Linked DNA regions of Homo sapiens: region 2 is linked to region 1. Evidence: chromatin contacts called from ENCODE Hi-C or POLR2A ChIA-PET data. All regions are on one chromosome and are shown on one strand. Each heading gives the region's core, a stretch centred on a gene start or an enhancer-like site at or near the end of the contact. The rest is flanking DNA. Distances are from core to core; before and after follow the strand shown.

Region 1 (4,725 bases), core at 2,226-4,725:
GGGATGAGCCACCATGCCCAGCCTAAACTTTCTTTTCTCAGTCCTTCTTCTAAATATTTTATGTTTCTCTATAAAAGTCTCACCTTTTTAAAAGACCTATTTCAACGTATCTAACAGCTTTTATGCAAGAATGAAGAATGGTTTCTTTCGTCTTCTCAGATGTGCTGCCATGCAGGTGGCTGTTGCTGATCAACTCCCTTATTAGCTCCAGGGGTTAATCTCCAGGCTCTTTTGGATTATCCATGTAGTTATGTCATCTGCCGATAATGACATTGGACACTTCCACATTTTTATTCCCTTTGAAATCCTGTGGTGTTACCTGGACTGATGAGTAGAGGGACAAAGAGAGGCTGTCTTGTCTTGTCCCTGGTGATGCATATTTTACAATGGAGAGGATCCACAGCCTTTATCAGGTGCTGAAAGGGAGCCATGACACAAGAAAGGTGAATAACCACCAGTCTAAATTACCTCTGGGCCATGTGAAATAAACTGAATCCAGTTATTAGTTGTATGGAAGAAAGTAAAACAAGCAAGAACCTTGAGCACAGCGACTATCTGGGAGAAAACCAGGGCTGCGATTCAGGCAAGTACAGAACATAACACTAATTGCCCATTAAGGGCTTGGAGAAAGAGTTTCACAAAGGAGACCTCAGAACAGAGAATACGGCAGAAGCAAATGAGCAGGGATGGAACTGTCAGAGGTGACATATGCGTACCATGTGAACACAAACAGCTTCCTTCCCTTACTTCACCCCCATTTACTCATCTGTAAGTCAAAGCTAATAATATCTACATCTTATTTATGAGTCACAAATTCTCCTGGCTGAAAAAAAGGCAAATAAGGTTTTCAAAGAGTTCTTATTGAGTGGGTAGAGGCTCAAATGCTCCAGGCCTTTTCCACATTAGCAGTGCACTTAGAGGGGGGAAAGAAAAGCTCGTTTTGGAATAAAGAGTAATAGGCCCTCCGTGAGTAATCACACACAAGCCTCTGAGACAGCTCCTATCCCCAACCAGCTAATCTCTGTTAGTGAATGTCACCGCAGTGCCACTGCCAGCACCATGCCTGAGTGACCGGGCTGCGTGGCATTCATGCTGGCTGCACTAGACAGAGCTGGGGAGACCCCGATTAACTCCCCAGAATATCCTGGGTACGGAGTGTGCATCGGGGCGAATCTTCTCTCCCATCCGCAAAACCAGGAGAGCAGACTGCACTAAGAACTCAGTGAGCCTGACAGAGGTTGTCTCAAAGGGGCGGCATGGCCAAGGGTTAGGCATTTTTATTCCCACAGATAGAAATTTCCGGGGAGAGTTACCTGTGCCTCTCTGCCTCTCTCTTGCAGTGTGAGCTCACAGCTCAATTTCAGCTCCATTCTGCTCATTTAATTTTAGAATCCCAAAACCCAGGCACTTTGTAATTTATCGCGTAGTTTAAGAGTCACTTTTAGCTGAAGACAAATTGCTGGGCCACCTGGGCACAGCAGCGAAGTGTGGCAGGAGCCAGGGGCACTACGCAAACATGAGGAACACCTTCTTCAGCCTGGACAATCAGCCAGGGAGAGTCAAGAACTACAGAGACAAACGAAGTCAGTGCTACCCGACGGCAAAATCTGAAATCACAGGATGTTTGGAGGGCCTTGAGTGGTTAAAAAAACTAAATATCTATATGGATATACATGTGCGTATATGTATGTGTGTATATGTGTATATATGTAACATTTTATATATATATATGCATATATTTAAAAGGTCTCCAAAGATGTGCTAGCATTCTTTCAGTAAACTCGAACCTGCCTTGTGAAGATTCCTTCATTCGAATGGTGGAATCCACCCCTCCAGCCACACACCTAATAGTACATCAACGTGGGGCTTGGGATGCAGAACTAATGTCATTTCTATCAATCAGGGACGCCACCACACCTTGCTGGCTTCTGCCACGGATAACGATGAAACTACATTTAACACTGCCTGGCACTAAGGTTTAGAGTTATGAGTCGGTGCTTCCCTGTCACTTCACTTAACCCTCTGAGTGTGTAGTTTGTAGATTTGTTAACTGCACTGAGAGGTCCCCTGGTGTGACCTCAAAATAACGGCCTCTCCAGGAGCCATAAACATGGATCAACCCCAACTCACCGCCCCTCAGCCCGGTAGCTGGTTGAGAGAGGAAAAAGGGACCCGCCGGGAGGTCCTTTGAGGGTAATGCCGCCTTTGTGCCCAGGGCGTGGCCTGCTTGCTCACTGACAGAAGAGGGGACAGCCGAGGGCTGCGGGGCTGGGAGGGCCCCGTGGGGGCCGGTGAGGGTCAGGCCCCGGTCCAGGCTCTGTGGCAACGCAGCATTAGATCTTTCCGACAACCCAGCGGTGTAGACATTGCCACTGACTGCAAAGGAGCTTGTCAGGGGAGCGACTTGCCAAAGGTCACACCGCTCGGCCATCAGAACCGCGGCAGAAGCCCCCACACAAAGCGCCCTCCCTCCGCTCCTGGAGAGGTTTTAAACCCAGGACCCCCGGCCCTGCGCTGTCCCAAGGCCTCTCCGACGGCGGCCGGGCTCCAGGGTGCAGGCTCCCGGCCATCTACCCCCGGGAGCCGCGGACACCGAGGGAGCGCGAGTCCCCGAGACGCCGGGCCACGCTCATGTCACCCAAGCAGCGGCCGCGGCCGCCTTGGCGCGCGCACCGGGTCCGGAGCTCGCGCCGCCCGTCGAGGGCAGAGGGGCCGCTCCCCCGCGGGGGAGAGCCGGGTGGGCGCCCAGGACCCAGCGGCGGACGGCGCGCGACGCCTGAGGCAGCCCAGACTCCCCCGGAGCCCGGCAGGTGTCCGCGCCGCCCCGGCTTCTGAGGCCACACTTCCGAGCGCGGGGTTGGGCGGCACTGCCGGGGGACTTGCGGTCGGCGCGCCGGACCTGCGTGGGCGCCCACGCGGGACCCCAGTCCCCCCCACCCCGCCGAGTGTCCCGCGCGCGCCCCCCCGGGCGACACCCCCCCCCGCAGGGCGCCCCGGCCGCCCGCCGTCCCCAAGCGGTCCCGGAGCCTTCCCACGCGCGCGCGGGGCCGGGGCCGGGCGGACAGGACTGCGGAGGCGCCCCCCTCGCGCGCGCCGGAGGCCGCCGGGAAAGTTTTGGGCGCGCGGGGCCGGCCGCACTCACCTGGCCCAAGTTGAGGTACCCGTGCGCCGCCGCCACGCGGTCCGCCTCGGCCGGGCCGCCCAGCACTTGCACCGCCCAGTGGTTGGTGTAGACGGGGCGCGGCGGGGGCGCGGAGCAGGCGGCAGGCAGCGCCAGCAGCAGCAGCCAGCGCCAGGGACGCGGCGCGAGCGGCCGGAACCCGGGCCCGCCGGCGCCCCCCGCGCCCCCCGCGCCCCCCGCGCCCGCGGCGGTGTCGGTGGCGGCGGCGGCCCGGGGCGGCGGCCGGGGCCCGGGCGCAGGCGGCGCGCGCGGAGGCATAGCGGCGACAGGCTCGCGCGGCGCCCGAGCTGCGAGTGCGCCGGGGGGTGGAGTGCCGCCTTTTAAAGCCGCTCCGCGCCGGGGAAGCGCCGCCGCCGCCGCCACCGCCGCCGCCAACACCGCCGCGGGCGGGAGCCGGGGAGGAGGAGGCGGCCGCGGCGCGTTCCCGCCCCCGGGCCCGCGCTCCTGCGACCGGGCTCCGGGGCCGAGAGCCGTCCGGGAGGCCCGAAACGCCCCCCACCGGGGGAACTTCCCCGCCGACTTCTGGGGCTCTCGGGACGCGGTGCCGCCCCAGAGGCGTCCTCGGCCCGCGAGTTCTGCTGGGAGCGGGGAGGCCCCGGCGTCTCAGGTGAGTCCCCGGTTCCCTAGACCGGCCGGACACCCGAAGGCCGCACTCACCTGGCGGGGGCCTCAGACGCCTGGCGGCCTCGCCCGCCTCCCTAGACGGAGGGCTCGCCCGTGTGCGGGGTCCCAGGGAGAAGAAGCTGCGGGGAAGACAGTGGGTCGCCCGGGACCAAGCCTGGCTGAAGGGACACATTGAGCGGGGCAAAGGCATGTGGCGCATCAGCCGGGCTCACGAGCGTGTACCCGAGAAACCACCGCACGGAGCCCATGGCGGAGGCCGCGGCCCATGCTGGGAGGCAGGCCGTGCAGGTGAACCCCCAGGCCGCGCAGGTGAACCCCCAGGCCGCGCAGGTGAACCCCCAGGCCGTGCAGGTGAACCCCCAGGCCGCGCAGGTGAACCCCCAGGCCGTGCAGGTGAACCCCCAGGCCGTCCGCTTAGCCTCGCTGCGATCTTGGGCAAATGACTGTGGTGGCTGAGGGCAGGCGCCCCACCTGCAAAATGCGGGGAACAGTGGCATCTACCCCGTCGGGCTGATTTGAGGATGAGGTCAGCTTTTGCTGTACAATAAGCTGTCCGTAAACGTTCGTTTTTATGAGCCCAGGGCCTGCCGTGTGGTAGGTGTTCACTAGACGATGTACACTCTTAAAAGCACCCACTGAGCTGGGACCAGCAGTAGAAAGTCAGCTGAATCATCCTCACCCCTGCTTCCTGGAGCAGCCTGGTATCCAGTGGATAATGATTTGAAGCACCCTGGAGATGGATGGAAATGTTCACACCATAATCAAGGAATTATGAAGGGTAAGGATCGCTGCTGGATCTCTTCTGTCATCCCTCCCAGGACCCATTGGTCCTACTGGCCCACTTCCAGAAAGCAAGCCATCAACCTGCTTAATATAGGAAGTAAAACAAAAAGGTCGAGAAGGCCTTGAGGTGGGAAGGA
Region 2 (4,725 bases), core at 1,384-3,883, 120 kb after region 1:
CATACACCCGTACTGTAGATAGGTGTATGTGTATATATGTGCAAATGACTGTATATTATGCATACACATGTGTGTATGTGTGTGTGCACATGGTATAAATGTGTGTATATGTACATATGTATTTATACACACATGTATCAACTCCCATAAATGCACAAGGCTCAGCCTGACCTGTCATTTAACCAAACACCAGACAGTGCCTTCCCAGAACATTCTACCCTCAAGGCAGAGTGCCTCCGTGACACGCAAGGCAGGGGGCCAGCTGCAGGCGCCAGGCCAACAGGATGAATGTCTCAGGTTTTCACGCCCCTGGTGGCAGGGCAGGCCACTGTGGGCCTGCTCTCTTCTCATCTTGCTGTCACTTTAGTGTCCTTGAGGTGCTGAGGACTCTCAGTTTGTATGTCCAGCCCAACAGCTCCTGGGCTCTAGACCCAGAGACTCAGCACTGCTCGATACGGGTCCCGGGCCCACAAGTCCCCTCTACCATCCTCCTCCCACTGTGCATCCAGAAGCCTGGGTGCTCCCGGACACCCCTGCTCCCCACATGCCCATCTCCCACCGTCTGCTTGGTTTTCACTCCTAAACAGTCCTTGGGTGCAGCCACTTGTCGGCATCACCACCACCCTGGGTCATACCCACTCTCGCTCTCCAGTGAGTGCAGCCAGGCTGCTGTTTGCAGGACTTAACTCTCATCCCACCAGCTGTGGCTGCCCAGCTCCTAAAGCAACACTAGGGCCCTGGGTGGGGCCTGCAAAGGCTGCGAACCCAACGCAGCTCCCCCTCTCCTAGCCCGGAGCTGGTTCCTCCTCTGTCCTCCAATGCCCCAGCCTCCTCTCTGCGTGACTGCTATATTACCACCTGACCCCTGCTCCCCGGGGCAGGGACTTTCTTAGAAGAGACTCTCCAGACAGCCAAGCACAATTGGAAGCAGCACCTGCTCAGATCTTCCAAACTGAGGCTTGGTGAGGCCTCCATTGGGAGCACTTCATTGACAAACGTTTGAAATTCTGAAGATGACCTCCGTGGGTGCTGGGGAGGGGACCTGGGGCTTGGCTGAGGCCCTGGCCCTGGTGAGTGAGGCCCTCCGGCTGGGCACCTCTGGATATTGGCTGGGAGGGCACCCAGGGCCGGTTGAGGCCGCAGCTTGCTTTTCGGCCTCTCCTTGCTGCTCCCTCCCCACATGGCCTTGGGCAGGTGACTGCTAATGTCGGTGACCAGGCCAGGCTGCCGCCACCCCCACCCCATTTCCCAAGCCTGGCTGCTGGTGGCAGGGTCTGGTAGAAGTGCTGTGGCCTCCACGCAGGCATCCCTCTCCATGGGATCTCCATGGAAGAGCGTGTGCTGGTGCCTGGGTGTCGGGACCCCATAAAAACCACGGGTGACCCCTGTGCAGGGGCTGGGGCTGCTGGGACTGTGGATGGTCCCCCTAAGCCCCATGAGGCACATTTCCCAGGCATGGCAGCATGGCGGTACCTCTCTGGGGCTGTCCCTTGTGCATGCACTCTTACTCCAGCAGTCTCTGGTCCCTCTACCTTTCTCTAGTGGCCCTCGGGCTGAGAAACCATGAGAGTGTGTCCAAAGCAGGCAGCGGCCTTAAAGAAATGCCAGCCCACCTCCTCCCCACCTAGTGTCCAAAAGAGCTGCATGTTGGAAGCAGGGGTCTGTGCAGCCCTCCCCTCTCCCCTGGTACACCCTACTTGGGGAGCAGATTTGCCTGGGCAGGTCTGCACGGGGTCTGCTCCCTGGCCCAGCAGTCACTGGTGAGACACCCAGCCCTGGCATCCTCTGTTCCTAATTCCCATGAAGGTGCCTTTTGTGGCTGCACCTACTTGCATAAGGACTGAGGCATCGGCCAGGAAAAGACGTCAGGCTTGGCCAGCTCCATCTAGCAAGACACTCCAGGTCACCGGGGAAAGGGCTTTTCACTAAAGCCTCCAGGGAGACTTTGGAACATGAGCAGCACAGCTTGGAGACGAGCCAGCAGAGCACGTGACAGCGAGGAGGCAGCCGTGCACGTCGTCACCCAAGCCCCAGGCCACAGCATCCACGGGAGAGACTTTCCTGCAGCACTGCGTGTTGGGGGTAGGGAAGAGAACAAACTTAATCCTGGGCTGTTACGGGAAGCCCTGACGAGCCCCAGGAATATCAGGGACTGCAGGAAGGGTTCCAGTGTCACTGGGGAACCCGGATTCCCACAAATGCCTTGCTTCCCACAACCCGGCCTCCTGGTCCCACATGCCTCACCTGTTGTTCCAGCCTCTGCACCTGCTCACATCTCTGGGGAGTCACCCGATGGGGCTCCCCAGTCCCCGCAGCAGCATTTTCCTCTGACTCTCAGGGCCCTGCTCTGCCTTCTGTGCTCAGCAGTTGTTTCGGATTGGGAGTCAGGAGGCCATTCCCACACTTGAAACAAGGCTGCAAGAGGAGGCTGAGCAGAAACCGCACACCCCGAGGGCAAGGCGACATGCTCATTGCCCTTGCGCCCTTCCTCCTTCCCCAGGAGCAGGACTTCTGGCCGCTCTGAGTGCACGGGTGACGGCTGCCGTTTATCAGCCTTCAAATTTGTGCCCGAATCACCTGCTTCCAACTCCTCAAATACAGACTGGCTTAGCTCAGCCTGATTAAGACCAAATTAGGAAGGGCAGCTGTGTTCCACCAGAGCCCAGGGAGCCAGGCAGAGGGCAGGAGGATCAGGCCACCAAAGGTCACCTACACACAAGCCCGTACCGGTGATGTCATCGTGGATGGAGGAGATGGGCTGGCATTTTTTAAGGCTGGCCCCCTGCCTGGGACACACTCTACATGTTTCTAAGCCTATGGGCCACTGGGGAGAGCTGGAAGGAGCCAGGCACAGCCACAGGGAGGTGCCACCATGCTTGGGAAACACCTCGTGGGTCTGGGCTGCAAATGACCATCCACAGTCCCAGCCCTGGCAAAGGGGTAGCTCATGGTCCTTATGGGGTCCCGACACCCAGGCACCAGGACACGCTCTTCCACGGATGCAGGTTAGATAAGAAACCACCTTCAGGACTCTCCTACACATCTCTTCACACCTGTGCACAAAGGAATCAGCAAAAGATCCCCTCCCAGCCTGCTGTGACCGCAAAATTCCATACCCAAGACCAGGGCTGCTTAAATAATTTGAGCTCTGCAATGGAAACCTACAAAGCCACTAAAAGCAGCAGAGAACGCTGGTGAGCAGCTGTGAGTGGCAGCTGAGATTCATTACAGTTCCACAGTCGGACTCGGGAAAATGCTTCCGTGTGTGTAGCAGGCTGTGATGCGGTGTGTGGTCCCAGCTGAGGCCCCCACACTGACAGCAGTAAGAGCCGAGTATCTCACATCCTAAAGATGCCGGTCCGTGCCCGAGAGCAGATAGTCTATGAGACCTTAACCGGGGCTGTCCCAGATGCCACTCTGAGCCCTTCTGGAAGGGTGAGTTTGATCAGGGAGATGGCGAGGGAGGAGTCCTTGTCCAGGAGCTTTGGGGACAGTTTGACAGGAGCTTTTGGGATGTCAACCTTGCTCCTACCATGGGGAATGCAGAAGGGGGCTCCCCCCCCCACCTCTCCTCACATCTGCTCCACCTCAGCCCAGATCAGAGGCAGGGAGGAGAGCCTTGAGGAGCCCCGGAGTTGGGTGCACTGACTGGACCCCGCCCTGAGTAGAAGAGGGAGGCTGGCCTGGAGGGGCTGCAGGAGAACAGCAGAGTTGCTCAGCAGGACAAAGGAGACACTGCGGAAGGGGTCTGAGTTCAGGTCATCTTGACTGGTTTCCTCAGCACGGCCCATCATGAGGCAAAACCCTAAACGCTGACTCAAAGTCTGGGAACGGAATGGGCTGTTTTGTCCTTGGCTAGAGCCCTGCCAGCTGTCCCGTTCCCTCTAAGTGCTGCATGCACTGTGGACGTGGCATTCCCTCTAAGTACTGCATGCACTGTGGATGTGGCCTGCCCTCTAAGTGCCGCATGCACTGTGGACGTGGCATTCCCTCTAAGTGCTGCATGCACTGTGGACATAGTGTTCCCTCTGCCTGGTCCTCCTATGTGAAATCCCCTTCCCAGCCAGCCAGCGCCCCCACCTGCACTCCTGGCCCCACCCTTGAGGTCCTTTCTGGGGTGGCTGAGCTCTTCTGCAAGACCTGTGTCCGGGCTTCCCTCCACCACAGCTCAGACCCTCCCAGGGGCCCATGTCCATGTCGGTAGAATGCATGAGGGACGCCCAAGCCCATTCGGTCCCAGATGCCTCCTTCGAGGCAGGGCCGTGTGTGTGTCATCAGCATCACACACTCACACACACTCACCCGCAGGCAAAGCCCCTCCCTGAGCCCAGGAAGGCTCCAAAAGGGGCGTGGTCACAGCCTCCTGCGCCTTCAGGGGCGGGAACCCAGAGGAAGAGCAGCCCACGTGCGGACTCCGCAGGAATGAATGGACACAGTTGGGAGGAGAGGGGAGTTTCTTGGAAGTAAATTCCCCCTGACATTGAGATAACTGGTTCAGGGTCCCATCCACAGAGTACGTGCCTGTTAGCAGGGCAGGAGGCCAGAGGGCGGGGCCTCGGGAAAGCTGCCCAAGCTCAGCAGGGACTCCACTGCTCACAGAGCAAGCAGCCCGACTTGTTCAGCTTGGAATCTGGGCTGGGACCGCTGGGGTCAGCAAAGAAGATCTAGGAGACATCCCATAAAATATCAGACTATCAGGATCCAATATAATACGTGTGATATTGA

The links. Hi-C counts contacts between places; a loop is a spot of excess contacts on that map. ChIA-PET counts read pairs that join two places held with the same protein, here RNA polymerase II (POLR2A). Pooled maps may share reads with other maps.
Region 2: a loop to region 1 is called in a map of Right ventricle myocardium superior, with 1.9 times the contacts of the local background. The contact joins the promoter of LINC02348 here to the promoter of PCSK6 in region 1. A Hi-C loop is called at or near these places in 3 of 168 maps with a recorded cell type or tissue (Right ventricle myocardium superior, gastrocnemius medialis and psoas muscle) and 2 of 50 pooled maps. POLR2A ChIA-PET finds 5 or more read pairs at or near these places in 1 of 52 experiments (PC-9).

What each region holds. Positions count from the first base shown.
Region 1 is chr15:101,486,232-101,490,956 of GRCh38, forward strand. It overlaps PCSK6 (proprotein convertase subtilisin/kexin type 6), which reads right to left and starts at 3,476. Exons shown (of 22, transcript NM_002570.5): 1 at 3,143-3,476. The coding sequence starts at 3,439. It overlaps LOC124903566, which reads right to left and starts at 2,922. Exons shown (of 2, transcript XM_047433427.1): 1 at 1-2,922. LOC107987228 (a long non-coding RNA gene) reads left to right here and starts at 3,536. Exons shown (of 2, transcript XR_001751730.2): 1 at 3,536-4,093; 2 at 4,157-4,725.
Region 2 is chr15:101,611,706-101,616,430 of GRCh38, forward strand. LINC02348 (long intergenic non-protein coding RNA 2348) reads right to left here and starts at 2,634. Exons shown (of 3, transcript NR_147041.1): 1 at 2,245-2,634; 2 at 1,830-2,069. RefSeq lists enhancers at 625-1,125, 1,944-2,462, 2,463-2,979.